Regions from separate parts of the Mus musculus genome. Here regions 1, 3, 4, 5, 6 and 7 are each linked to region 2. A link is a loop called in an ENCODE intact Hi-C map of the cell type or tissue named here. Cell type or tissue: heart. All regions are shown on one strand.

The links. A loop is a pair of places that touch in the nucleus more often than their neighbours do. Peaks named below come from ENCODE experiments on the same cell type or tissue, not always from the same donor. Only the 100,000 strongest peaks of a DNase experiment are listed, where the experiment ranks them.
Region 1: it touches region 2 in a loop (5-fold over the local background); 36 of 42 quality-filtered maps call a loop at or near these places.
Region 3: a loop joins it to region 2, with 3 times the contacts of the local background. A loop is called at or near these places in 2 of 42 quality-filtered maps.
Region 4: it touches region 2 in a loop (2.2-fold over the local background); 10 of 42 quality-filtered maps call a loop at or near these places.
Region 5: it touches region 2 in a loop (6-fold over the local background); 11 of 42 quality-filtered maps call a loop at or near these places.
Region 6: it touches region 2 in a loop (5-fold over the local background); 36 of 42 quality-filtered maps call a loop at or near these places.
Region 7: a loop joins it to region 2, with 4 times the contacts of the local background. A loop is called at or near these places in 3 of 42 quality-filtered maps.

What each region holds. Positions count from the first base shown.
Region 1 is chr6:28,947,706-28,951,705 of GRCm38, reverse strand. No RefSeq gene overlaps it. Among named protein-coding and RNA genes, the nearest start is that of Gm40357, 15 kb to the left of the region's middle. In heart, a CTCF peak has its summit at 2,280 (motif pointing left); a DNase peak (open chromatin) is centred at 2,275; H3K27me3 peaks cover 1,214 bases.
Region 2 is chr6:29,021,874-29,025,873 of GRCm38, reverse strand. It overlaps Mir129-1 (microRNA 129-1), which reads right to left and starts at 3,255; the gene lies at 3,183-3,255. In heart, CTCF peaks have their summits at 1,507 and 2,410 (motif pointing right); a DNase peak (open chromatin) is centred at 1,523; H3K4me3 peaks cover 314 bases; H3K27ac peaks cover 239 bases; H3K27me3 peaks cover 3,310 bases.
Region 3 is chr6:28,586,610-28,590,609 of GRCm38, reverse strand. All of the region lies in intron 10 of Snd1 (staphylococcal nuclease and tudor domain containing 1), which reads right to left. Among named protein-coding and RNA genes, the nearest start is that of Snd1, 110 kb to the right of the region's middle. In heart, a CTCF peak has its summit at 2,377; no DNase peak of the experiment used is centred here.
Region 4 is chr6:28,419,734-28,423,733 of GRCm38, reverse strand. It overlaps Gcc1 (golgi coiled coil 1), which reads left to right and starts at 2,010. Exons shown (of 2, transcript NM_028900.4): 1 at 2,010-3,449. The coding sequence starts at 2,418. Arf5 (ADP-ribosylation factor 5) reads right to left here and starts at 130. Exons shown (of 6, transcript NM_007480.2): 1 at 1-130. The coding sequence starts at 45. In heart, a CTCF peak has its summit at 1,846; DNase peaks (open chromatin) are centred at 223, 2,003, 2,693 and 3,173; H3K4me3 peaks cover 2,661 bases; H3K27ac peaks cover 2,140 bases.
Region 5 is chr6:28,837,446-28,841,445 of GRCm38, reverse strand. The region is part of intron 16 of Snd1 (staphylococcal nuclease and tudor domain containing 1); the gene reads right to left. Among named protein-coding and RNA genes, the nearest start is that of Lrrc4, 7.7 kb to the right of the region's middle. In heart, no CTCF peak of the experiment used is centred here; no DNase peak of the experiment used is centred here.
Region 6 is chr6:28,954,201-28,958,200 of GRCm38, reverse strand. It overlaps Gm38779 (a long non-coding RNA gene), which reads left to right. Exons shown (of 3, transcript XR_868827.1): 3 at 495-813. Among named protein-coding and RNA genes, the nearest start is that of Gm40357, 8.7 kb to the left of the region's middle. In heart, a CTCF peak has its summit at 2,440; no DNase peak of the experiment used is centred here; H3K27me3 peaks cover 591 bases.
Region 7 is chr6:28,307,523-28,311,522 of GRCm38, reverse strand. It overlaps a transcript of Zfp800 not described here. Among named protein-coding and RNA genes, the nearest start is that of Zfp800, 48 kb to the right of the region's middle. In heart, a CTCF peak has its summit at 1,649; no DNase peak of the experiment used is centred here.

The sequences.
Region 1 (4,000 bases), 74 kb after region 2:
ACAGTTGTGAGCCAACATGTGGGTATAAGAAGTTGAATCCAGCGTCCTCTAAAACAGTAACCAGTGCTCTTAACTGCTGGGCATCTCTCCAGCCCTCTTGTTTCATACAGGTTGAATGACATCTGTGAGGATCTGCTGATTTCTCCTAGCATGAGAGTTCTCCCCTCGATTTGGAACTCTCAGTGGGAAGATTGCCTGGTTTCTCTGCTGAGTGTTTTTACCTTTGTCTTGGCTACCTTTTGCTTTATCATCGGTTGGCACCCTGGGGACCACCAGTCCACCCCTGCCCTTGTGACGAGTGTATCATACTGGGGAAGTGTGTTCAATAAACACATCCACATGGCAGGCAGGAGTGATGATGCAAGGCAGGGAGACAAAGATTGCAGGGGAGGAAAGTCATTTAAACAGATCCTGGAAGTGATATAGCCGTACAACACACAGGGTGAAGATGAAGGCAAACATGCCAGGAATCTCCACAGCCGTAGCATTTCAAGTATGTCGGGAACAGTTGACTGGTAAGTCGACTGATATTTGCTAAGCAGTTGAAAGTATACAGAGTGGGTACGTGCAAGAACAGATTTCTGCGTGATGTTTATTGATGAGTCAAGTTTGGGCCTAAATCATGTGCCGCTCTCTAAGAGGCAATGAAGACCCATCACAGGGCTATGCCCATCTCCTATCCAAACAGGAGTCTGACAATAGCTGCTGCCATCACCACTTGAGAAGTGTCTTAGTTAGGGTTTTATACTGCTGTGAACAGACACACCATGACCAAGGCAACTCTCATAAGGACAACATTTAATGGGGGCTGGCTTACAGGTTCAGTGGTTCAGTCCATTATCATCAAGGTGGGAACAACATGGTGGCATCTAGGCAGGCATGGTGCAGGAGGAGCTGAGAGTTCTACATCTTCATCTGAAGACTGATAACAGAAGACTGACTTCCAGGCAGCTAGGATGAGGGTTTTAAAGCCCACACCCACAGGGAAACACCTACTCCAACAAGGCCACACCTACTCCAACAGGGCCACACCTTCTAATAATGCCACTCCCTGGGCTGAGCATATACAAACAATTAGAAGAAGTAAGTCCCAATCCCATATAATAGAAATGTGGAAGCTGGAGAGATGGCTCAGAAATGGTTAAGAGCATTTACTGCTCTTGCCGAGGGTGTCAGCAGCGGGTCCTGGTGTCAACAGAACACCTTTTCCAGCTGTGGGTCACTTGCTGGCACCATCTGGAAGCAGAGAACAGGAAGAAGGTGTGGGACCTATGGTGACAGAGAGCTGCCGGATAGCAGGCCATGTGGTGAACTCGATGGATTGTAGGAAGAGGTCATTCCAGGGATGTCAACAGATTCCCTGTTGGGGATGGGAGTGGCAGAAGCTAGAAAGGCTTTGTCACAGGCAGGCAGTCAGCCTGAGAACAACTGCCCAGTGAGCATGTGCTGAGCCCAGGCACTGGGCGCTGGGATTGGCTCTAGATGGGTCAAACGGCCATGCTCCTTAAAGATGCATTGGTGATGAAGCAGGGTCCAGGTCCTGGTCCAGAGCCTGCTACCTCCACAGAGAGGCTTGTTTAATGCTCACAGTTCCTTAGGGAAGGTGCTTTTGTTTCATTTTTCAAGGTAACTGGAAAGAAAAGGAGACTTGAAGGGTTACGTGATTTAGCCCAAATCACCCTGCTGGTTTACAGGGATTTGAACCTGAGTCTGAAGAAGAGCTGTGCTGCCATCATCAGAGAGCGGCAGCGGCGCTAACTCAACTCCATACAGGGAGGGTGGATTAAGGATCCCTCCTGGAGAAGAGGCTCTACGATCATAACTCCTAGGGATACCTGTGTACTACTTAACCAGAAACACTCAAAAACAAAAAAAAAAAATCTACAGGGTAGAAAAATCCTTGGAGCTTGCTTATTCAGGGCCCGCGGGGTTGATCCCTGTCCTCACAACCGCCATGACCCCTAAGTTCCTTCTTCCTTGTTGGACATCTAAAACCCTTCTAGAGTGCCTCTTCTGCAGGCTTCCTTTAATACATGTAACGGTTGGGGTGTGTTATACCATGGGCTGGGACAGGTATATCTCCATTTTCTTCATACAAGTAGGAGCATAGGTCATTCGTTCAGTCGACGAGAAGTTGCCAAATTAATTGCCCTACTTCAGAGGTAAAAATCCACTCCCCCAGAGGCTAGGGTTTGCTGGGGTCCAACTGGAATGGAAGCCCCCTATGTCTGGTCCCCTGGTGTCCCAAGCACAGATACTGCGCTCGCGCGCCCCCTTGTGGTTACCATGAGCGCTGCGGGTGAATGCACCATCTTCAGGGACCTGGAGGCTCCCTGTGGGGCCCAAAACTCTTTGGGGGCTCCTGCCAAGACTTTTCCAACGCCCTTTCCCTTTCCGTGTCCTAAAAGCTTTACCCCACATCTTCTTTCATGCCTAGTCCCCAAGTGCCCTCTCCCTCACGCTCACACCACTCTTTGCAGGCTCATCTGGAGCTTAGATTTCAGTGCAGAGGTGGAAATGGATCCTCTCACCTGTCCCCAGGATCTGTTTGCATTCACGGTTTGCTCTGGGGCTGAGACCCCTGAAGCCAACCATCTGCTTGCTCATGTTGACGCTGAGGTGACATGTCCTCTCCCTCAGCTGTCTGTGGCTTATCAGAGGTGCTGCTAGCCGCATTGTGGGTCCCTCTCAACGACCATAACTCTGAAAATGTGTCATTCTAACTGAGAATTGGCTCAGCAGCCAGACCCAGGAGGGTTCCATGCTAATAGAACATATCTTGAAGCAGCATAGGGAGACACGGGAGTAAATCTTGCATGGACAGACGGGTTTGCCAGGACTTGACTACAGGCCTTGAAATTCCTCCTTGAACACAAGCCATCTTACCCACAGGCCTCTCTCTGTCCCCGGGAGCCTTTCTGGGTTTATGACCAGGGTTCCAAGCCTTGGAACCACTCCGCACATCTATCGGGACAGCAGGGGTAGGGCCTCTTGTTCTTGGGAGCCACAGTGGGAAGAGCAACAACTGTCTGGCTGACAGAGACACAGAAGTGGCAAGAGTTCAGAAGGGAAGGGGGTGGGTGTGGCTCCACAGGAAGGGATGATTAAATAGACTGAATTCACGGGAGAGTCCTATCTGCTCACAGGACACCCATCAGTGCACCCAAATGGACCTGCACAAGGGAACATCGCCAATAATGAAGTTCTCATACGAGCAGATGGGAATCCTCGGATCTTCCATTCACCAGGTTCATGAATAAGTGACTGTGTGAACACATTCGTGATAAACACTTAGCATGTCTGATTCTCAACAAAGGCTCTGCTGCTCCCACTGCCTCTGCCCCTTCCTCTCCCTCCCCTCCCCACCCTCCCTCCTCTTCTTTTTTGGCTATTGTTGTGGTGGTGGTGGTTGGAGACAGGGTCTCTCTATAAAGCGTTGAATATACTAGATCAGGCTGGCCCCGAACATCAGCCTGTCTCCAGGCTTAAAGGCGTGTGCCAATGCCTTCTTTTTAAAAGCACCCGAGAGGAGCTAGTCGGAAGATTCTCTTACTTATTAAGTTTGGTTCAGCAGACAATGGAATCCCAGACACCTCCAAAAGGAGATGGAAAGAATCCAATAAATAGCACTCCTATTTTCTGCCCAGGCTCAGAACAAATTGAAAAGTCAGCACGGAGTGAGAGGTGATGGAGAAGTCAGACAAACCTTTCCTGCTAGCCTAGCCTGCGCTGAAGGACGCATTGGTGTGAGAAAGGAATGACCTGCCAATCCAACCTCAGGGGAAGCGGACATTCTCACAGGGAAAGTGAACAGACGGGTGTGGAAGAGGCCAAGTGTTACACAGATGCAACCCCATCCACGTGGAAGAGTGCTTACCCCGTTCTCTACATGCTAGTTGGTCCTTCTCAGGAAGTCAGGCATGGCAGTTCGCACCTGTAATTCCACATTCAAGAGACTGAAGTACAAGGAACCTGAGTTCCCATGCCAGCCTGGGCTACC
Region 2 (4,000 bases):
TGAACTACAGGCTCTCTGAAGACACGACAAACAAAAACAGAAAAAACAAAAAACCCTCCAGTGTGACGCTGAGCGATAGGTATCAAAGAGGCCCCTACTTTGAGAGTCTCTGCCCCAAAAGACTGAGCCCTGGGTTGTATCAATGATCCTGCAGCCTTGATATTAAAAGAGCTTAAAAGGGGACTTCTTAGTCTTTCAGCAAAGGATCCATGTCCTGGAACACTGGTCCACAAGCTCTGTTCCTGTCCTGAATGCCCTGACCACACCTCTAAAGGGCACAGCCTTCAGGATGGGTGTGTCCTGGACCCCAGGACCTCTTCAAGGGCAGGGTCAGATCTGAGATAATTCCTGGCTGGACAAGGTACAGACTCTGGGGGAAAAAAGAGGAAAGGAACGAAGAAGAGAGTGGAGAGGACAGAAAAGAGTCCAGAACAGAGATGCTGTGTGACTGGGGTCAGCAGCTGCCCCAGGACTTAGGGTATAAATGTGAAAGCACCAATAGGCCCTGTCCAGTCCCCTGTGTGTGACTGCCAGCTTCATTCAGGAAGTTCTTTGGTGTTCTCTGTCACGCCCCCAGGTCCCGTTGGGAGCAGGTGACCTTGGGGAACAACAGAGAAGCTTTGCAGGCAGAAGATGTTCACAGGTGGGGTGGCTGAACAAAGTAGCTGATATCATGTTGGTTTACAGAGTCGCCAGTTGTCGGGCTCATGGGAAGTGATAACTCCAGCCACCTTTGATGTCTCTGCACCAGCCGGACTCCGGGAAACCCTTAGGCTTCCTCGCTGCTGCTAAGCTCTCAATCCTTTCTCTGGACGTATGGGCCATGCCAATAAAGGGGCTTTGCATCAACCTCCTTCCTGCCTGGTTACCAACACCGCACACACACACACACACACACACACACACACACACACAACACAAGAAAGCTATACACAGGTGGTCACGTGGATCCCACCCCAAAGCTGACATTCACTGGGCCCAGAGTCGGGACCCACGGCCCTCTGTGGAAGTTGTTATTATCCCTGTTCTGAGGATGAACAAAGTGAAGAACAGAGAGGGTTAAGAACTTTCCAGAAAGCACACAGCTAGTCCTAGAAGACGGATCTGACTGTCTTGGAAGTCCGGGTTCTTCCTATGAACGTTAGGAGCTGAAGTCTTTTCCAAAAGATACCCTCTAATGGGAGCAGTTCCCCGAGGGAGCCAAACTGAGACTTCAGGTACTCGACTGAGGAGCAAGGGGCAGTCAAATGTCCAGGCTGTGTTCCTAGAAAACCCATTTTGAGAGGTGACTTATTCCGGGTGATGAGCAAACTGTAAACAACCTCAGTGAAGGGCGCCCCATATAAGCATCCTTTCCCACCTACCTCTACCTCGCCCCAGGCTCTGCGGCTCTTGGGGAGGGACTGCTTGGCACAGAAATCCCTAACCGGCAAGGAAAGACTGCTGTCCTCCAGAGTCAGACAGCAATACCCTCACTCAATAGAGGATGTAGGGTGAAGTTCCCCAAGATGACCGCACGATGCCGCCCTTGAGCTACGCATCCCGTTCCAACCCGCATGCTGGGGACCGTGGCCTAGCAAACCTGCTTTGTTGGGGCCAGAATTGAGAAGTCAGAGAGCATCGGGACCCTGAGCTCCTGTGGTCATGAGTCAGCCTTGTAATGTGGCCTGTCCATGTCGTGCCTTCTCCGCCGATGTCTTCCTGTCTCCAGGTGGTGGCGTTCACCCCCCACACCTGCAGTTCTCCCTTCTGACCTGTGAACTCAGCTCTCCTTCCTGAACTGCCACAGCACACTCCAGCAGCCCCACGTAGGCTCCCTTGCCACCCTTGAACTCGGCGAGACTCACACACCAGCGTACATATCCCCTTAGAATTGCCTCCTGTGGTTCTGCACAGGGAGGTAACCTTCTGGGGGCTTTTGTTTCTCAAGATCTGTGACTTTGTTAGCAATGAGATTGACACCCCATTCTTTGTCCAGGGTTGCCCACCCATCCCGCACCTGGGCGTAAAAAGAGCAGAGAGATCCAGATAAGGAACGGCATAGAACCAGGAAGCACAGAAGTAGGGTGGGGGCACAGGTGAATGAGATGGATGCCCATGTGGCCATACCTGACGTGCCTCACCACAGCTGCAGAGTTGTACCCAACTCCCTTACACTGGCAGGAGCCACCACCGGCAATTGTCATCACCTGTCCTTACCACCTTTGGAAACTGAGGACGCGGGGTCTTTAAATGTTCCTATGTCAGTCCTCTGCTCTTTATTGCAACACGGAGCTTCAGAAAGTTCCCCTGGATTTTACCTCACGCCTTGTGTATGGACTCTCCTCAACGCCTCCTCTAAGGATGACTGACCGCAGATTTCCCCCAAGTCGGCCCCCTTTCTCTAGCGTGTGCAATCCCCCCTCCTCCCTCTAGATGGCGGTGAATCAGAGGTTAGTAATGATATCCGTTCAGTTAACTTGAGCAGTCAAGGATTTTATTTGAAGGACTAGTAGTGACTCACAGGAGAAAGGGGGTCATGGTGACTGACTCAGGCTAAGGGACGGCAGGCAGACACCTCATCCTGCCGCAGAGGCTTACCATCTTCACTCGGCTGCTGGGATCAACTGTGGTGTTCCCAGTCACAGGTCCCTCTGCCCAGGATTCCAATAGCCAGGCCTGTCTTGGATCTCATGTCTACCCAATGCCAGGAAGGAGGGCTAGGCATATTGAGTGACAGCCCTGAGAGGTGTGCCCATGATAGCCAGCAACATCTACCCAAGTGGCCTTCGCTGGCTTTGACTAAAGCCACTCCTACTAAACATTGTCTATCAGGAAAGGTATGAGGTCACTGGGGCACAGAATGTCTTAGGACAGTGGTTCTCAATCTGTGGGCCACGACTCACTTGGGGGTCATATATATCCTGATATCAGATATTTACATTATAATTCATATTGGTAGAAAATTACAATTACAAAGTAGCATCAAAACAATATTATGGCTGGGATCACCACAAGATCAGGAACTGTATTAAAGGGTCACAGCATTAGGAAGATTGCCAACTTAAGGCTTAGGGCTTGATCCATGGTCACCCAGCAATACTAAGGTATGGCAAAGACGCCCTGGATCCACATGGTAGTCTTGAGTTTGGTGTGACTCACCTGGAGCCCTTGGGGGTCTCCCCTGTAGACCAAGCCTCCCGTAGATACTTTTTGGGGTAAGGGCTTCCTGACTACTGTCGAGAGAACAGCAAGCCCAGACCGCAAAAAGATCCAAAGGAGACAGCTGTGGGAAGGTTGCAGGGTGCAGCCCCTCCAGGGCTGGGGCTTGCTTGCGACTGCAGATGGGGTCAGGGAAGCAGAGCTGGGACCTGGAGAGCAGGAGGGTGGGAGAGGGAAGGGGAGAGAGGGGGAGCCTTAGGATAAATTCAGGCAGCCAGGTGACAGGAGCCCCAGTTGCACCCGCTTCTACCCACCCCGTGTCAATCGCATTCTCACCTGGCAGGCTTGTAAGGAACAGAGCGGTTGGTGCTCTGGCATGCGGGGGCAGCTGGAATCTGTCTCCTCCCCTGTCCTGTGAGGAGGATTTTACAGTTTCCTGCTATGACTGGGAGTCAGTCAACCCAGGCATCTCCTATGTCCTGGATTCCACTGCATTAACAACCCCAACTCCTCCTGGGGACTCACCAAGAGCCCCACCCCACCCCCCAAGAGGCTGTCACTGGACAGCTCTGGGCTGAAGGCATGGATTCTGTTCAGCATCAGCAGATACTATGGTATGATGAAGAAAGGTAGAGGCTCCAGGCCAGCCCCATTTGGCCTGCCCCCAACCTCTATGGTCTTAAACAACTACAGTGACCCTTCTTCCTAAGTTCTTCCAGAATACAGGTAGAAGGCTTCCTAGCAGCCCTGCTCCCCAAACCTGGGTCTGTCCCACTCTTCCAGGAGGTCCTGAGGCCCCGGCCACAGAGAGCAGAGAGGTCCCAGCTGGGAGAACATTAAGAGGCTGTAGACTGGATGA
Region 3 (4,000 bases), 440 kb after region 2:
GGAATGAAAAGCCTAAGGAGTTAAAGAGCACAGCTACTGCTGTGAAGGACAGGCATTCAGTTCCCAGCACGCACTCCTGAGAGCTCTCCTCCTCCCAGAACTCCAGCTCCAGGACGAGCTCAGGCCTGATTTCAACTGGCACTGGCACTCATGTAAATGTAGCCCTGATACACACACACACACACACACACACACACACACACACACACAAACACACAAAATCTATTTTAAAAGCCACAATATCAGCCGGGCGTGGTGGCGCACACCTTTCATTCCAGCACTTGGGAGGCAGAGGCAGGTGAATTTCTGAGTTCGAGGCCAGCCTGGTCTACAAAGTGAGTTCCAGGACAGCCAGGGCTACGCAGAGAAACCCTGTCTCAAAAAACAAAAAACAAACAAACAAACAAAAAGCTACAATATCCCCTCTGTAATGAGGTACAAAGAATATGAACATCAACATACATTTGAAACCAGGAAAAAAAAATGGCTCACATAAACCCAAGCCAAGCACAGAAAACCGTCCTCAATGCTCCCACTTACATGGCTACAATAAGGCTGTATGACAAAGGATGGTGAACCTACATAACAAAGCAGGCTTGATAACCATTCTGTCACCAAGCAAATCCACAGCATAGCCATCACTTAGTAATCCTTTCTTACTAGACAGGCAGGCTGGTTTCTTATAAAGAAACGTAGATGGTTCTTTAAGAATAAACAGTGAACAAGAAAAAACTAGTGATAAGACAGAAGACTGATTGAAGTCAGAGACCACAAACACTGACTCTAATAAGGAAAGATGGAAGGTGACAGTCTATTAATGAGGTGCTGTGAGCTAACCATGGCACCCATCCCTAACAGTCTTCTATGTGGATTATGGATTATGTGGGTTGAGAAGGAAGCATATTCATTTCTCCAGCTTACTTTCACCAGAAAGGCTTCTACTAGCTTGCAGCTGTTCCCTGGGGCTGTACATACTAAACACTCTTCAAATTGAATTTCAGATGGTGCCTCAGCTGCACTAATTCTGTGTGTTACTCTGCATCTAATACTTACACGCCCAAATTGGTGCTCCTAGGCTTATGACAAGGTGCAGGTTTTTCCAAACAGACATTAAGCCACAGTATGCTTAGCTTTATACAGACCAAAGATTCACCTAGATCTCAGAGTTAAAGAAAATAAGCATTCATTCCTGTTAGATAGAGAAAAAAATGGAAACGGATGGCATTAAAGACTTTATATGACATTGTCATCAAGAAATTATGTTCTTCATGTCCCTAGCATTGATCGCTGAAGATGATGCTAGAATCATTATTAGACCCTAAGAGTTATTAGAACCTCATTAACAGAGTCCAATTACAGACAGAAAGTCAAGCTATTTTAGTTGAGCATTCATACCAATGGAAAAAAATAGAGCCTTCTTAATCACTTTCATTATCAAAACAGACTCCCTGCTGGAGCCTTTTAATTGGAAGTCTACCATTTTACAGGCATTTGCATTTTATCAAACTCTATTGACAGGACCAATAGAAATAGCTTCAAGTTCTGAGCTTCACATCTTCCAACTATGTGAAGGCAGCTGTGGTGAGCCACTGAAAGAAAAAAAAAAAAAAAGACAGCCAAGACAGGAAGCTGGGCGCCCAGCATGCTAGCATCTGGCTAGAACCTCAGCATACTGTGAAGGAGCCTTTCTACTATGTTAAAGGAGGAGGGAAATGAGAGAAGAGAGCAGCAGCAACAAGCCTTCGTTATGCATAAGACATTCTAGAGATAATAATCGAGCAAAATCAGAAGCGGTGTAGATGAGTATGTGACCAGGACAGTTTTGCATTGCAGAAACTGTAGAAAGACATCTCTCTCCCCTCATAGTCTAACATACACTCTATCTAAACATGACTGTGCAATAGTGTTGTTGCCATGAGCTCTGTTTTGTTATTTATAGAGGCTATCAAAGTACACAGCACTTTACAAACCACAGAACACAGGCACCAGAGCCTGGAGGAACTAAGCCTGAATTAGACAGGGACAGAACGGTAGGGGGAAACAGGAAAATATTGAGTTGCACCAAATTCATGGCAAGAACAATTCTGGGAGATAGCAAAAACAGGACTAAATAATATAATATCTAAGGGAGAATTCATAGAGACCACAAGCAACCTGTCTGTCATAAACCCTAACTTTCTGGCTACACCTGAGTCTGATGGAATGCTCTGTGATAGAACACATAGGACTGGATAATTTATAAAGCCTTGGAAGCTGCATGTCTACCTTCAAGCAATGTTGCAGCGGGCTTGATATCTAGAGAAGGCCTACCCTTTGCTGCCAAGGTGGTGCCTTGTTGGTACATCCTCCACAATGGAGGAACTCTGTTGCCCACATGTGGCAGGAGAGCACAGAACTGGCTAACAGGGAAACAAACACCTTTTATTATTTATGGGTATCAATCCACCCCACTCTGGTGACCTAAAATCTCCCCTCTTAAGTACATGGGGGATTAAACTGTCAGTACATAAATTTTGGGGGAAACATTCAGACCACACCAGGCATTAAACACAAATTGTGGTTCTCTGTCCATATGAATCAAGCTTATCCAAGGGAAATTAAAATATGAATGGTAAATAATTAACTATCCCAATGTTTACAGATGAAGAAAGAAGGAAAGAAGACTGATTTAAATACACTCTTATAATAGTCCAAAGGAGCTGTAAACCTATTAATTATATAATTCTGCCCACACATGTAACAGGCCCACAATACTCATCAGCTCAGGAAGTCACTGCATCCTTTATCCTTCTTGATAAATGAAAGACTTCAGCTTCTAAAACTTCTACCAAGGAAGAATTTTCACATGTCACAGAGAGCTACCAGGAGCACTCCCTAGGCCTCAGCCACAAAAGCTTTAATTGAAGGATTTAAAGCTTGCTCCTTAATTCAGTACTGTCTACACTTGCCAGAAACTGAAAAAAATGAATAGACAGATGTTAGTATTGAGTTTTACCAATTATAAAGGGCCTAATGTTGCCACACAATTTTGTGATGTATTATTATTGCCATGTGGCACAAAGCTTAAGGGACTTTCTCAAAGACACAAGACATGTCTAATGTCAACAGAATACCCAAAATAAATACTTACTTGATAATCTCTGTTCTAACCAGTCACAAGCATCAGACTGACTTTTTAAAATACAAAAAAAAAAAAAAAAAAAAAAAAAAAGAACATGACGATCAATAGTAGAATGTCAAGTAGAAATTCAAGTGCACCGGGTGTTACTTTTCAGAGACAAACCACTAGAGTCCAATGGCATCAGGGTGTGTTCTTAGACATAATTGGTAGATGATATTAAAATAATCACCCAGCTGATCCTAATAGTCTTCTCATAAATTTCTCTTTAGTTTCTCAAAGAGCATGCTGCCAATTCATTGCAAAAAAAACAGGTTTTGATCTCCTCTCATCCATCAACAGTGGCACCAGCCTTCTTCTCCATCCAAAGGGGAAACCATGTGCAAGAGTTCAGCCCGATTTCCCAGGAATTTTAGCTTCCACAGCCTGGTTTCTGAGCCCTCAGCAATGGGAGCAATTTACCTCGATCGACTTCACCAGTCACTGTTGCAATTTAGCTAAGACATTTCCCAAGAGCCTATTAGGAAAGGTTCCAATTTGAAAAACTCACATCTGATCTTACAAACCAGTCCTGGAAACATTATTTGAAACCAACTTACAAATTATTTTTTCCTCTGATCACAAATCCCTTTGTTATATACATAAATAAAAATAAGAAACAAGAAGACAGGATTTCTGAAGATCAACTCAACAAAAGGTCAAATATACTAACATCAAAAGAAATGTTGATACCAACCACAGCCTGCGCTATATGTGCCAAGGTTCTACTCCATTTGGTTTTGTTACTGTATCCTCTGCACTCAGCAAACTGAAGGTGGTGGCTGGGGCCAAAGGAAACCATTGGCAGCATCTGCAATACAGCAACATCTCAGACCCAGCAAG
Region 4 (4,000 bases), 600 kb after region 2:
CTTCCCGAAGATCCGCGAAAAGAGCGCGGACACCGTGAGGCCCATGGCGGGGCCCGGGGCGGGGGCGCGGGCAGGGGACGCGGGGCGAGGGCTGGAACCGGCCGGCCGCGGGGGGATGGGGCGCAACAGCAGAAGGAGGAGGCGCCGCCGCCGCCGCCGCCGCCACCTCCGCGCGTCCGGGTCCGCCCGACGTCACGTGGCCCCGCCCCTCCGGGTCCGCCCCGGCCCCGCCCCCCAGGCGCGTTTGCGGAAGAACTGAAGTCTAGGGAGGCCTGGCAGCCTGCCTGGGGACCAGGGCTTGGAAGGGGACTTGTTCTGGGTCTCCGGTGACCGCAGGACTTTGCTTTACTCTTAAGTGGTAAACTTGCATTCCTGAGAAGACTTTGATAGAGTCGAAAAGTACATTTAAAAGATTCTCAAAGTAGCTCATTGTCTTTTGTTTTGAAACACTATGTCCACTATGTAGCCTTGGGTGGTCTGGAACTTGCTATGTAGACCAGCCTAGTCTCGAACTCACGGAGATGTGACGGCTGCCTTGGCATCTTGAGTAGATTTTTATTACAGAAATATTTTCTTAAAACCCGTTGTCACTCTTATTTCATCTCTTTCCCTCCCCGCACCCCTCTCACAGGCTTGGTATCTTCATAATGTCACAGGAATCTTATTTTGTTTCTAGCTCCTCCCCACCCTTTTTTTTTTTTTTTTTTCGAGACAGGGTTTCTCTGTATAGCCCTGGTTGTCCTGGAATTCACTTTGTAGACCCGGCTCGCCTCGAACTCAGAAATCCACCTGCCTCTGCCTCCCAAGTGCTGGGATTAAAGGCGTGCGCCACCACGCCTGGCTCCCTCCCCACTTTTATTTCGTGTTCATGTGTGGAGGTGTAGCTCTCAGAGGACAACCTGTGGGAATATGTTCTCTCTTTCCACCGTGTGGGCCCTGGTGATAGAACTCAGGTCAGATCATTGGGCCTGGGTGGAAAGTGCCTTTACTGCTGAGTCGTCTTACAGTCCCCACAAGAGTCTTGATGGAAAAGAAAAAGGAGACTTGATGGTGTGCTCTTGAGATGAAAATCTTTTCATGTCTTGTCACCTAAGGTAAAATCTAAATGCCTTTAAGTTGGGTCCTTTGTTCCAGCCTCATCAGTAGCCACCCTTCTCCCACACCATAAGCTTCCTGGGCAAGTTAGGCTCACTGATGCCTGACGTCCCTATACACCTTTCCACTTTCCTCCATGCTGGTTTCCCACATCTGCATTGAGCTTGGCAGTCTACTCATCTCTCAAACTTCAAATCATTTCCCCTAAGAGTCTCTGTCCTGGCAGGTGCCTCATCTCCTTTATACCACTTCTGCAATGCCCCGACACACTAGTGTGAAGGCAGGAGCTACCTGTTTGAATCTCTGTGTCCTTGCTGTTAGGAGTTTCTTGGGACAAGGCCATGCTTCTTCAGTAGTGCTATCTGGCATAGCATGTAGTATGTTGAGAGGCAGACTGAGATAGGACTCCTAAACTTCCTAGCTGAGTGACATTGGACATGTTACCCCTCTGTACATTTTACTCTATGTTCCCGTAAGTGTAACTCTTGTGACACAGCCCTGACCCCAGCATATGCTGGTATGCAAGATGGGCCTTATGGCTATATAATGCCCCTTTTACTAATCAGAACTAAGGGAGGGAGCTATTATGCTTTACGTTAACCAGGTACCGGCCTCGTTTTCCTAGTATGAGTCCTAACTGTTGCCCCAAATGTTGGACATTGCCCCAAATAGTTTGATGCGTCTTTCATCTATGTTTTTGGGGCAAATGCAGTGCGACGTCGCCCCCTGTCGCTCACTGGTGGTAGCTTGAGGGCAAAGTTAGGCATCTCCAAACCACTGCTCAGGTGCTTGCTCTAGACTTACCTACGGGTTACTCCCTCTCCAGGCCACCAGCAGACACGGTGCGGAAGCCCCACCCATCTCACGCCCACGGCGGGGCGGGGTCTGTGGCGTTTTGCTGCCGTCACTTCCAGGAGACCCGGAAGCGGTGCTGTTCCAGTTGTTGGGAAATCGTGATGGAACCCGGCTTAGTGTAAACCCTGGGCTTATCGTGGGCGGAGGGAGGCGGGTCTAGGTTGCGGTGGCCACAGGAGCGGCTAGGGCGGGACAGGCTCAGGGCCTGTACTGGAGAGCCTAGGCTGACTGCTCCTGCTAGGTCAGCGTCACTCCGCCTCCAGGTTGGAACTGGCTCCCACCTTCGGCCTGGCTCCTGCAGTGCTTTTGCCTGGCCACCGCGGCCCCTCATCCCGCCCGGACCGCTGGACGGACCGGGTGTATTGCCTGCAGCCAGACGGTTCTCTCTGCTTCACTTTTAGCTGTCCCTGTGGCTCTGCCCAGGGCTGCAAGAACGTTGACGTGGAGCGGTCCACGCCAGAACCCCCATGGAGAAGTTTGGGATGAATTTCGGGGGCGGCCCAAGTAAGAAGGATCTCTTGGAGACCATCGAGACACAGAAAAAGCAGCTTCTCCAGTACCAGGCAAGACTCAAGGATGTGGTGCGTGCCTATAAAAGCCTGCTGAAGGAGAAAGAAGCCCTGGAGGCCAGCATCAAGGTACTGTCGGTATCCCACGAGGCGGATGTAGGCCTCTCAGGTGTGCAGCCTCCAGGTCTCACGTTTCCTGATTCTGTGGATGACCGGTGCTCCACTCACAGTGAGGACAGCACCGGAACTGCCACTAGCTTGGATACCGCAGCCAGTCTTACAAGTGTCAAGGGTGAATTTGGGGTTGAAGATGACAGAGCGGCCCGTGGACCACTTCCCCCAAAGTCTGAAGAGGCCAGTGGGTCAGAGAGTGGCGTTAGTAGTAGCAGTGGGGATGGGCCATCTGCCGGTAGTGAGATGGACAAAAGAGTGCATCAGCTGAAGACTCAGTTGGCCACTTTGACTAGCTCCTTGGCGACAGTCACTCAGGAAAAGTCCCGTATGGAGGCGTCTTACCTGGCGGATAAGAAGAAGATGAAGCAGGACTTAGAGGATGCCAATAAAAAGGCAGAGGAAGAGCGGGGTCGCCTGGAGGGAGACTTGAAGGTGCTGCAAGAGCAGATAGCAGAAACCAAAGCCCGCCTCATTACACAGCAGCACGATCGTGCCCAGGAGCAGAGTGACCATGCCTTGATGCTGCGCGAGCTTCAGAAGCTCTTGCAGGAGGAGAGGACCCAGCGCCAGGACCTGGAACTTCGCTTAGAAGAGACCAGAGAAGCCTTGGCAGGGCGGGCATATGCCGCTGATCAGGTCGAAGGGTTTGAACTGCAGACCAAGCAGCTGACCCGAGAGGTAGAGGAGCTGAAAGGTGAGCTGCAAACCATTCGAGATGAGAAGAACCGACCAGACCCCCGGCTGCAGGAGCTTCAGCAAGAGGCTGCCCGTCTTAAAAGCCATTTCCAGGCCCAATTGCAGCAAGAAATGAGGAAGGTAATTATTCTCATATCCTTCAAATAGTCATTTTAGCTTACATAGGAAATTATTATTTTTCTCTTCTGGTCATTAGATAACTGTAATGCATCCCTATGTGTGTGTGTGTGTGTGTGTGTGTGTGTGTTTGTTTCTCTGTGTGTGTTTTCATGAGGCAGGGTCTTACCATGTAACCCAGTCTGCCCTTGAACTCACAGGGATTTGCCTGCTTTTCCATACCAAGTGCTAGGATTAAGGGCACCCCTCTCCCCACTTAAGGCAGGGTCTTGTTTTAGTCAAGGGATGCCTGGTGAGATAGCGTGAGTTGTTAGTGTGAGTACTGGGACTTTGGTCTGGTTCCACATTCCCAACATGCATAGTGATATTTGATGCCAAGTGAAAAAATTGCATCAGTGAGTCCCGTGAAGTGTGGCTTTGTGTGGTGTCCTTCTAACAGGATGAAGAGTTCCTGAGTATTTCTGGGTTCAAGCCAGATAGCTCTATCTAGGCCTTGGGTGTTGGCATCTTACCAGCTGTGCTGCTTGAGGTGATACAGTGACAGCTGTGTAGGG
Region 5 (4,000 bases), 180 kb after region 2:
TATATAAAGCAGCTTGATGGCCAGAAATGATGATCTATCTACAAAAACAGCAAACAAATCAAGGAGGTTGGCAGAGAGAAGGTAGTAGAAGCAAGGCACTGCTCTATAAACTGACGGGTAAGAACGGCTTGGAGGTTGTGGAAGAGCTGCAAGAAACCACTCAAGAGCAGACCATGCTCAAGAGACAAAAACATGGAAGTTCCAAATTTGATCATACCTCTTAAAATTAGCCCAAAACTGTAAAGAGTGAACGTAGACAGTACAATTCTGAATTCTAGTAAGGGTGCCTAGAATATTCCTGGGATAGTGGCCTTAAGCCTAGTGACTTTGTTTTCCTTAAAAACATCTATGGTACAGGAACAGGTTGGAACATCTTCAGGCAAAAGGGGAAAAAAAAGTCAAAGGCAACACAGAAGGACCCAGGGGACCCAGGCTCCCAGTCAGACTTGATTCTCACTTGTCTGGTACCTCCTCTAGGATGTTTTAAGTTAAATTAAGAGTTTGTTGATGGAACTGTTTGTTCTGTTGTCATGAAAAATTTAGGGACTGACAGCTATTAGAGAAGGGACAGAAGGAGACAGAAGCTAGGCCTCCTCTTCACCCAGCCCCAACTGCGCTTAAGCTCAGGAGCTCAGTGGGGTATTTATAGCTGCCTTTAAATTTACCCAACTCACCATAGAGAGAGGTAATGGGGCGCCCTTTACTGCTGCTAGTGGTGATTGTCCTAACATTCTTTAATTAGCAAAAAGCGTTGGCACAGCCACTTTCAAAGCATTTGATCTCACTGTCCTGGTGTTCTCTATTTCAGGCTCAACAGTCCGCACTCCCTTAGCAGAAAATGCACTTTAGCAAAACCGAAACTGACAGGCACATGCAGATGTGAGTGCAGATGTGAGTGCAGGTATGTCTGTACGCCTGTGTCCATATTGCAACTCACTCTGCGCATCCACAACTGTCAGAAACCTGCACGCCTTTACGTTGCCTCCATAAAACTGCCTCTCAGGAGTCTCTCAGCAGGAGTTAGGAAAGTCCAAAGTGAGAACTGGAGATCTTGAGATCACCAGGATCCGCTTTATTCTTCTTGTATTAAAAAACAAAACCAACAAATTGTAAACTACCTTTTCAGAGATGATAATGGAGCAGAGTTAGGGCTAATGGTGTCCATGGAACAAGGGGTCCAAGCTCTTCTCCTCAGGCCTAAGAACAGTTTTACTACTGAGGAGAAGAGCTGGGAAGGAAGGAAGGAAGGAAGGAAGGAAGGAAGGAAGGAAGGAAAGAAGGAAGGGCCAATGTTGTGCTTCCATGGGGGAATGCGATGAACACATAAACAAATTCCCAGACATAGTCATCTTTGGAAATGGTACAAAGCAAGCAAAGCTAAAGCTGGGGAATGTAATTAAGACTGCTCAAGAAGCTAGACCAAGGATGTGGGAAAGAGCAAGCTATGTTGAAGATAGAGCAAAATCCCAAGGGAGAGAATCAATTTAAGAATATTCCAGAATATGATGACCAGTGTAACTGTCACGCTAGGAGTATGGAGGGGTTTGATAAATGTCAGGACTGAGGTTGAAGGAAAGGGATAAAGGCTGAGGAGCTGTGGTAGGCATTTCCGTTGCTATTCAATTTATGAGGAAAATGGAACATTTTAAGTAAATCAATAACATAATCTGACGTAAAGTCAACACGATCACTTTAGTTGCTGTGGAGAATAGATTACAAACAGTACAGGTTTTTACTAATCTAACAGAGATTACCTTAGCAGTTCTAAATATGTTCTGGGGTCATGTGAGATGTTGACAAACTAGTACACTAATATTAACTGCTGGGTGTGGTGGCACCTGCCAGGTAGATCTTTTCATGTTCGAGACCAGCCTTATCTACGCAGTGAGTTCTAGGGCATCCAGGGTTATAGAGTGAGATCATGTCTCAGAATTACATTAACTGTTAGAAATAGAAAAACCACTTTATGGATGAAGAATTAGAAGTTCTAAATTAGGAGCAATGCCAAGAGTAAGTGATTCTAAATAATAAAAAGATAACAGAAAGAATTCAATCAAAAATTGACTAGACAAAACTTTTTTTTTCTATAGTAGCTTCCATACTAAAAACAATAAATGTATCAGACAGAGGTGGCACATGACTTTAATCCCAGCATTCCAGAGGCAGGAGCATGTGGATCTAGAGTGAGTTCCAGGACAGCTAGAGCTACACAGAGAAACCCTGCTTCAAAATCAATCAATCAATCAATCAATCAATCTGTATAAAACAAACAAAAACAATACATACTATTATTAGTGTTTGCTGAGACGGTCATGAATTCCAAAACTTCCTTGTACTCCAATAAGATAAAAGAAGTTGACTACTTTACACAGGAAGGATCTGAAGCTTAAGGATTTACACATACACAGTACAAAGCCTATCTGAGATTCAGGTTCAAGTTTGTCTGATTCCAGAGATTCCTCATGGCCACCACTGTGCTCTAACACTTGACGGCATGTACATGTACACACTGCGTGTAATCTTGTAGACTGTAGTTAGGGTACATGAGTAGCTTCAACAGATACATCACATGCGCATCTGTGAAGCAATTAATTTTAGGTGTGGAACCCTGATTCATAACCTAGTTTGCACGGATTATCCTGGTGGGCCCTAAATTCAACCAGAAGTGTCCCTCTAACTTACAGACAGGAAAGAAGAAAATGAGACAGTGTGACCATGGAGGCAGAGCCTAAGGGGACACATTGACAAGACAAGGGCTGCCTCCAGAAGTCAAGGCCACTCAAGATTCTTCAAGGAGCAAAGCCTTACTAGACTAAGAGCTTTGAGCTCCTAAATCTCCAAGAGAATTTGGTGGCTGAAGTCACTGACTATTATGTGGAAATGTTTTTATGGCAGCCAAAGAAATGAAGTCACTCTGCTGGGCGTGGTGGCGCAGGCCTTTAATCCCAACACCCAGGAGTCAGAGGCAGGCGGATTTCTGAGTTCGAGGCCAGCCTGGTCTACAAAGTGAGTTCCAGGACAGCCAGGGCTACACAGAGAAACCCTATCTCAAAAAACCAAAAAAAAAAAAAAAAAAAAAAAAAAAAAAAAAAAAAAAAAACCCACAAGAAATTAAGACACTCATTACTTCTGTAACCATAACAAAACTTCTTAAATCCACATATAAACTAGTGAATCTAATGGTTTCTTAGCTCAGTGCTGTGTTTACAGCCTTAAGTACCTATCAACAACCAGAAAATGTTACTAAAGTTATTCTATATACAGGTTATTAAAGAAAGCAAACCATTGGGCCTGGATGGGCCAGTGTATCTGCAAAGAGGGAAGGGGTATTCATAGGTGTTCTACTGGACATCTTTGATTGCTGGCCCTTATGTGTGACTGTGGCAAGAATGGTACCCCAAACTTACTTTCTCAAGAAAGGAAGAGCCAGCTAGCAAGCAGGAGGCCTGGCTTTTCACTCCAGCCCAAAGGCACCACCAGCCCTGGTGAAACTAGTCTCAGTAGAGAAAGTCTCAGTAGAGAAAGAAGCCTTTGTAATCTGTCCAGCTCCATGTAATTTCCCTCCCTCCCTTTCTTTTTCTCTAGACAGAGTCTCATATATCCCAGGCTGGCTTCAAAGTTGCTATGTAGGATGACTGTGAACTGAATTCTGGGGTTATAGGTGTGCTCTATCATGGCTAGTTAATGCAGTGCTTTTGATAGGCTTGAGCTATATCATAAGCCCAGCGCTCTGTAATGGTTATCAGCTACCTTGTCTTATTTCAGATGAAGTTTTAGAAAATGGCTCTTGCTAGGCTCTATGGAGTGCCTCAACCCTGCCACCTTCAATCCTGGGGACAGAATCTAAGGCACTGGAGATGCCATGTTGGAGATCTACTACAAAGCTATCGTCCCAGCCCACTTTGACTTCTTCTTCCTTTTTTTTTTTTTTAAAGATTTATTTATTTTATGTGAGTACACTGTCACTTTCTCCAGACACACCAGAAGAGGGCATCAGATG
Region 6 (4,000 bases), 68 kb after region 2:
CTTCCAACATTAATATTAGAATAACCCAGTGAAGTTCTGCAAAGATTTTGCAGCATTTTCATTTGTATTGTCTTAAATTTATAGTTTGAGTTGAAACGAGCTGACATTTTTATAACAGTAACTTCCAACCCAGGAATACCACCCATGAATATGCGAAACGCTCCGTTTCTTCAGATCTATGTTCTTCAGCGTCTTCTGATTTTGCTCTATAAAAGCTTTGGGTATTTTGTTAGCTTTAGTCCCAAGTGCCTTAACGTTCATTGCCCCATGAATATTTTTCTGCTCTGTTTTCTGATTGGGAATCAGCAGCTGTGTACATTGGGTTTCTTTGTTAACATTTCTCAGATACTTTGTTTTAAGTTCTCTTTTGAGAAGGTACTTCCTACATTGAGAATTCTTGGCCCTTCCATTTCTGGAAGTAGCAGCTAAGCTACACCGACAAGTCTTGTCATGTTCATGTCTAACCTGCGGGAAACACGGTTGTTCTTGCACAGCTGCGATTGCGGTAAGTGAATGAAGTCTCCGAGGGACCGAGAGCCTGACACCGAAGTCGTAACCACACCAGCTGGATGCACTTGCCCTGGGGATAAATGTCCACACGCACAAATGCAGCAGGAGGAACTTTGCAAAATGAAACTTGGAGGGACTGGAAAGATGCTGCAGTGGTTAAGAGTGCTTACTGCTCTTGCAAAGGACCTGAATTTGGCTCTGAGCATCCATGATACTTGGCTCACAAAAGGCTATAAAGCCCAACTCCAGGGGGATTTGCCACCTCTGGCCTCTGAGGATACCTGTGCCCAAGTGCACATACACACAGAGAAAATATTCACACACACACACACACACACACACAAGAATTAGAGAGAATCAGTGAATTGGAAGATAATAGCAATATTTCAGTACAAATGAGCACATAGAAACTAGGTAAGAGATAATTTGATTTATGTTTAATAACAGTTCTAGAGGAGAAAAGAGCAAAAAAACCAAAGAGCTAACAGCTAAGAGTTTTCTAAAATTGAGGCTAGATATCAGTCTCTGTTTACTCCAGGCAAGATACATTAAAGAAATTCTAGGGCTAGATACAGTGTGACACACACCTTTAATCCCAGCACTTGGGAGGCAGAGGCAGGAAGATTTCTGTGAGTGGAGACTAGCCTTGTCTACATGGGGAGTTCTAAGACTAGACAGAGCTACGAAGATGCCCTGTATCAAAAAAGAAAAGAAAATTCTACTCTCTATGGAGAAGAAAGACCACCCACAAGTTCTTTAACATCTCTCAAAGTGGACTCCGATTTCCTTTCCTGTGTGAGCTAGGTTTCACATCTTTCTTCTTCCTTAGGGTCCCCACAGTCTTTTGTTTCTTCCTTTCTTTTTTTGAGAATTTCCTCATCTGACCCTTTAATATATTCCTTAGTTTCTAATTATTCTCATTTTTGTGGTACCGGGATTCAAAATCAATACCCAATCCATGCTAGGCAAATGGCCTACCATTGACCTATGCTGCGATTCTGTTTTGTTTATTTTAAAAGCTACATTTTTCATATCTAATATTTTATTTCCAACCAGGACATTTTCACACCCAGTGCTGCCTTGCCACTTGGGTCTCTCTGTTTTCATGGTTTTGCTGCTTATTACTAATATCTTTTTTATCAGTCTGTGTTTATGAGGCTAATTAGAAGATTTTCTCCATCTGCTTTGATGTTTATTATGCCTCTGACAGGATCTGAGGCGCAGCGTGTTGTTTTTCCTCGGGGATGGCTGTGCTGACTCTGGGTTTCTGACCGTTCTGTCAGGCAGTGCAGAAGGCCAGCCCTCCGTAGTCCTTGAACTCAGCTCTGGGCCATGGGATGGGCTACATGAGATTTCACGGTGGAGAGTCCCAGTTCTCCAAAACCTCGGCCCTATCCACAAAACAACTTCTTTAAAACTTAAAAGTACAGGGTGGTGGATGGCTGAAAGGGAAAATGTGCATGCTGTCAAGTGTGATGACCTGAGGACCCCCGTCGTAGAGAGAGAGAAATGACTGCCAAAAGTTGTCCCTTGGCTTCCACATATGTTCTGTGGCCTGTGCACACCCACACACATATGCATCCATCCACAAATAAGCATACTGAAATATGCATTTTTAAGGATTGGCATGCATGGGCCCTGAGAATGTGTAGAGTGAGGGGTAGGGCAGAGATGGATGGGAAATGCTAGTCTGTCATTTTTCTCAGCTTCTCCCAAGTCCAGAGCTTCTAATTTTACTTCCAGGAGTCGCTGAATCAGAGGCCGAGTCTTAGCAGCTTCACAGAGCCAGTGTCTTCTCAAAGTGCAGCTACTTAGAAGCAGGACTGCTCTCACACCTCAGGGGTTCCTTGGTGCTTTGCGGATGCCTTTCCCAAGGCACCAAACGCCAGCGGGTGCGCTTGCATTGGATCTCCGCCTCCTGTCGGTGAGAAACGGAAGTGCACCCTGCTCTCTGCTTGTGGATACTCAGCTCCACTGTAGCTCAGTGGTAGAGCGCTTGCCTAGAGTAAGTCAGCCCCTCCCCCAGAAAGGTTGTGACTCAATTCATGGATGTATCGCTTGCTTCTGCCAATAGGTTGTATATAATAGTTCAACTTAAAGCTTTATTTTAAAATTATTTATCAAAGTGTGTAGGCACGTGTGCACACATACGTTTTATACACCGTTTTGGTCTCTACCTTTTGTGTGTGTGAGAGGCTGTCTTCGGATGTTCAGGATCTTTGGTTGTCTGTTTATGGCTCAGATTGGAAGCTGTGAAGGTGCTTAATAGCCCTGAGCTGTGTGAGGTGGGCGGAGAGGGGAGGGGGCTTGGGGGTAGGAAGGTGTAAGTGTGTGGGTGAATGGGCTGTTTGGTATACCCCAATGTAAGTAGCTGATCTTTTTTTTTTTTCCTTTCGTTTGTATGTTTGAGACAGGGTCTCATATAGCCCAGGCTAGCCTCAAACTCACTGTACAGCCAAAGATGACTTTGAACTCCTCATCTTTTGCATCCACCTTACAAGTACTAGGATCACTGGCACGCCCCATCACGCCTACGCTAATAGCTGATCTTTCTTCTTGGGAACTTAGAGAGATGAAAACTGAACAGTTTTAGCATCTGAGTATGTGTTAGCTTAAGTCTCTTTTGCGTGGCTATAATCTTCACACCCTCCCAGCTGCTTGTCTCAGTCCAGATGTTTGCCAGGGTGGGATGGGATGTGGCTTGTTCAGTGGTGGGCTGTCTCAGGGAGGTATCACTGCTTCCTAATCGGTCTTCAGCCTAGCAGTCCAACTAGCCTCACTCTTCACTTCCAACTACAGAAGCAGCTAGTCCTGCCCGTTCTCTGACCCTCCGAGGATGCTGTGGGGCGGAGGGCTTCCCACTCAGCCACTGTCAATTTGGATATAGCGTTCTTGGATCTGCCAAGCTAACAGCTTCCCGTCTGCCTCCCAGCTTTCAAAATATCATCACTGTTAGTTAGCCTCTCTTTGGTTTGCCCCATCCTGGTAGATGTATATCTAGCTTTGGTGGCACAAACACTGAATAAAATAAAATTGCGAGATGTTAATCAAAGGAACACATATTCCCTGCTCTGCTCAGACTTATAAATGGATCCCCTGGGTCCCCTGTCAATTTGTTTGCTTGAGCTATTATTCTGAAGATACAGGAAGAAAAACTGATGGAAACTCCTTGTCTCCTTCTATACACTCACTTCCAACATGGGAGGTGGAGCCAGATCCTGAACAAATAACCCTTCAGTAAACAGATGCTGGGATGTCCTCGGAACCCTGCTGGCTCTGACAATATCTCCCTAGCATGGCACAGCCTCATGTCACAGCCTCAGTCTCAGCCACTCAGCTTCAGATGTGAGGCTCAAGCCTAGGGTTGTGGTTTTGTTTTGTTTTAAAACGTATTTTCTTTCACCAACGGGCTGTAAATCAGGGTTCTCACTGTGTCAGCCTTGAGTTACACTCATTTGCATGAGAGGTTCATGAGACTCAGAGAAAAGTT
Region 7 (4,000 bases), 710 kb after region 2:
GTGGCCATGGGGTTGTAGTTGATCATAGTAGCAGTGGGGCTTGCTGGTGGCAGTAGCCGGGTTACTACAGAATATTGGTAGTGAAGGTGGTAATGGTGGCAGTGGGGCAGTGTCACAATGGTAATGGAGGTGGTGATTTGGGGGATGGTAGCTATGGAATTGCTGACAGTTATTGTTGATGGCGGTGATGGTTATTGTGGTAATGGCAGCTTTGGATTTGATAGTGGTGATGAAATGAACTAAAGAAATGGTTTGTTGGTGGCACACGCCTTTGATCCCAGCACTTGGAAGGCAGAGGCAGGGGGATTGCTGAGTATGAGGCCAGCCTGGTCTACAGAGTGAGTTCCAGGACAGCCAAGGCTACACAGAGAAACCCTGTCTAAAACAAAACAAAACAAAACAAAACAAAACAAAACAAAACAAAACAAAACAACAACACAAAAGAAATGGTTTGCACCCCGACTGAATGAAGTGTGGGGACTGTCTTAGGTCCCTTCGTTATATCTCCTTCACACTGCTCCCTTCTGCAATCTCATGGGGATTGAATAAGAAGGACTGAGGCTGCAAGTGCCCCATGGTGGCACAGTAGCAGTCACATCTCTGTCATACATAATATCCCTGAGCCACTATACAGGCCGGTGACCGAGTCTCCATCTTGTCATCGTTATGCCAACTACTTTATTGTTGTCGCTCTGCAATCTTTGCTCTCCTACAGTAGTGTTTTTAAAAAGTCACATTATTTTTATGCAGTAAAACTTTTCCTTTTTAGGTGTATGGATTAGACTTTTTGAAAAATCTAGGTTTTCGTGGAACCGCTTACATCTGAGATACACAATGAATGCACTGCTCCAGAAGGAGGTTGGCGGCCCTTTGTAGGAGTCTCCCGTCTCTCTTTCCAAGCTCTGTCTCTGCAGATTTGTCTTTCTATGATAGTATAGACTTTTTTTCTGAGCACAACCCTCAGTGTTTCTGAAGTTTTCTGTGTCTGTTAGTGGTTACTTTAGGTGTTCTCCCCAAGTGCCAAACTTTCTTCTTTAAATAATGTTTACAAATGCATAGAAATATATCTGAGATTATATAATGAAAATCTGAAAATGTCTTATTAAAGTATTAAAAGAACTACTTTATGTTATGGGGATATGTATTCTCTATAGCTCATTAAGGACTATCTCTATTAACTCATTAAGAACTAGCTATTGCTAATATCTCTTAAAAGGTCTAATATGTATTATAATATCAAATCATCATGAGAATACAGTGTAGTTTGAGATATATATCTGTAATAGATATAATAAGACATGACAATATTGATGGTTTTTATTAGTGAAAAAGTTGGGTTTTATTCATATATTGCCTTGGGTCATGTATTTTGATAATGATAGAAAATGAATTTTAAACAGAGTCTGGTCAAAATGAAGTTTTATGAGCCTTTCTAATATAAATCATAAATTCCCTGACTTCAATTTGTACACTGTGGCTCCTATGTTTCTGGGTTTTCTCTCTCTGCTTCTCTTAAATATCTGTAATCAGTCAATATGCAGAGAAAGGGCTGCAGGAGATTTTTTTCTGGACCTGGCTTGGCAGTGGCAGAGGTGACCTCTTACATTCTTGGGAAAGAACTTGGTCATATGGCTCCACCTATCTGTGAGAGGGAAGAGGGAACCTGCTATAGCCTTGTATTAAAAAGTGAGGTGACTGGAGCATGGTAGGTAAGCCAGACTGCTCCTGCTTATTTAACCCTTGTGATAGATATCATAATAAGAGACCATCTTATTGATTCTAGCATGATTTTAAACAATCTAATGATAACATCATTCAATTAATAAGCCTGAAATTCAGGACAAATGTGGATTTTTCTCATCTAATACCTAATGCTTTTTGCAGGATGTTTTGATTGTCATTTTTAATGCCCTGTGGTTGAAGGATCACTGTAAATATCTACATGGATGAGAATATTACTCCTTTCTCTACAGGGCCCTTGTGTCTGGGGTTTAATGTTCTGTGGTTTCTGTCCTGAAACTTAACTAAGACATTGGTGGAACAATGTTTAGTCAGTGTAGACTATTGATACAGGAAGTGTCATTTTCCTTTGTCTATGACATCCCTTGTCAGGCTCTTCAGCTTTCTCTATCTTGGGGCCCTGGATCCACCTTTCCTCCACAAATGACCACTGCCACTGTCAGCCTGGGTCAGCAAGCAAGCTGCTTCAGCAGATGGGAAATATCACTGTTGCCTCTTTCTGCCTCAGTAAGGGTTCTTGGTTAGGTGCAAGGAGGGCCAGAGTCAGAAGCATGCCCTCTATTGTCTCGAGATAGGACAAGATGTCAGCCATCTCCTTTTAAAAGTTATAGCATCATGGTGTATTTGTCAGAGAGATAAGACAAAGCATTGGGCTTATCAAGGAGGTTACAATCCTTTGAGTACTTTCCTGTCTCAATGCAGAGGAAGATGGCGGAGGTGCACAGTAGCAGTGCTTACATGCTCAAAAATAAAAGAACAGGGACTGGAAAGATGGCTCAGCAGGCTGGGCATGGTGGCGCATGCCTTTAATCCCAGCACTTGGGAGGCAGAGGCAGGTGGATTTCTGAGTTGGAGGCCAGCCTGGTCTACAAATTGAGTTCCAGGACAGACAGGGCTATACAGAGAAACCCGGTCAAAAAAAAAAAAAAAAAAAAAAAAAAAAAAAAAAAAAAAAAGAAAAAAGAAAAAAAGAAGAAGAAGATGGCTCAGAGGTTATGAGTATTTATTGCTCCTGAAAAAGGACCCGGATCTGATTTCCAGAACCCATTTCTAAGGGATCCAGTGTCCTAATCCGGCCTCTGTAGGTACTCGGCATGAGTATGGTACACTTACATACTGATTTTGTTAACTATGGAGCATTACTTATGTGTTAAAAGTAACAGTATACTTTACAGTTTTAAATTTTATGGGACACATTATAGTAACTCAATGCATGTATAGTTGTTATATACCGTGTGTATGAATCCAGTTGGGGCACTACATATTTCTAACTCTACTCATTCATCTTTTCATGTGATGGGAATTTTTAACTCTTCTAGCTATTTTGAAATACATCATGTAACTATTGAAAATAAGGATGTCCAGATTTTTAAAAAAAATGCTTTTACAATATTTTTGAAAATGCAGGTTGGTTGGTTGGTTGGTAACTTTGCTAGTTGGTTCTCAAGTAGTAAATTTCAAGTGGTATGATATTAGGTCTCATAAAAATGGCAATCGACTTTGTTCTTCACTTCAGGAAAGTGGAGGGACTAGAGACTGAAAGCAGAGGTCATTGCTCTGCTACTATTTGAGACTACTGTTTTATGTCCGTTCTCAAAGCCATGACTTCACAGGCAATAAGCATTATTGCTTATAGCAAAAAGGAATGCATTGTGTATTGATCCAATTGTGTTTCCTTCTTCAAATTTTATATTTTCAAGTTTTAACCTCTAGTCCTCAGAATGTGACTTTACTTAGAAATACGGTCATCGCAGAATTATTATAGACTCAAGGTGGGGTCATAATGTATGTTCCTAACACACTATGACTGGTGTCTCGATACAAAAAGGGGATTGGGACATACGCATTTATACAAGGGAAATACCACATGAGGGCTGAAGTTATGCTCCACTAAATCAAGGACTCCCTAGCAAGTCCATTCCTTCACCGGAATTAGAGCCTCTTTCCTTGGGATTCTGGTATATACTGAAGAGCAGCTGAGACATCTAGGCTAACAACAACTTGATTCTTGAACTCTCTATTAGCAGGTAGGCATTGTTAGTCTCTCTCTCTCTCTCTTTCCCCCACCTCTCTCTCTCTCTCTCTCTCTCTCTCTCTGTGTGTGTGTGTGCATGTGTGCACGTGTATTTTCATTCTATAAGTTTTGTTTCTTTAGAGAACCCTGACAAATACACTGGAGTTTATAGACTCAGAAGATTATATTACCTCCTACTTGGAGTCATTGATATCACTTATTTCAGCCTATCTCTTAACTATTAAG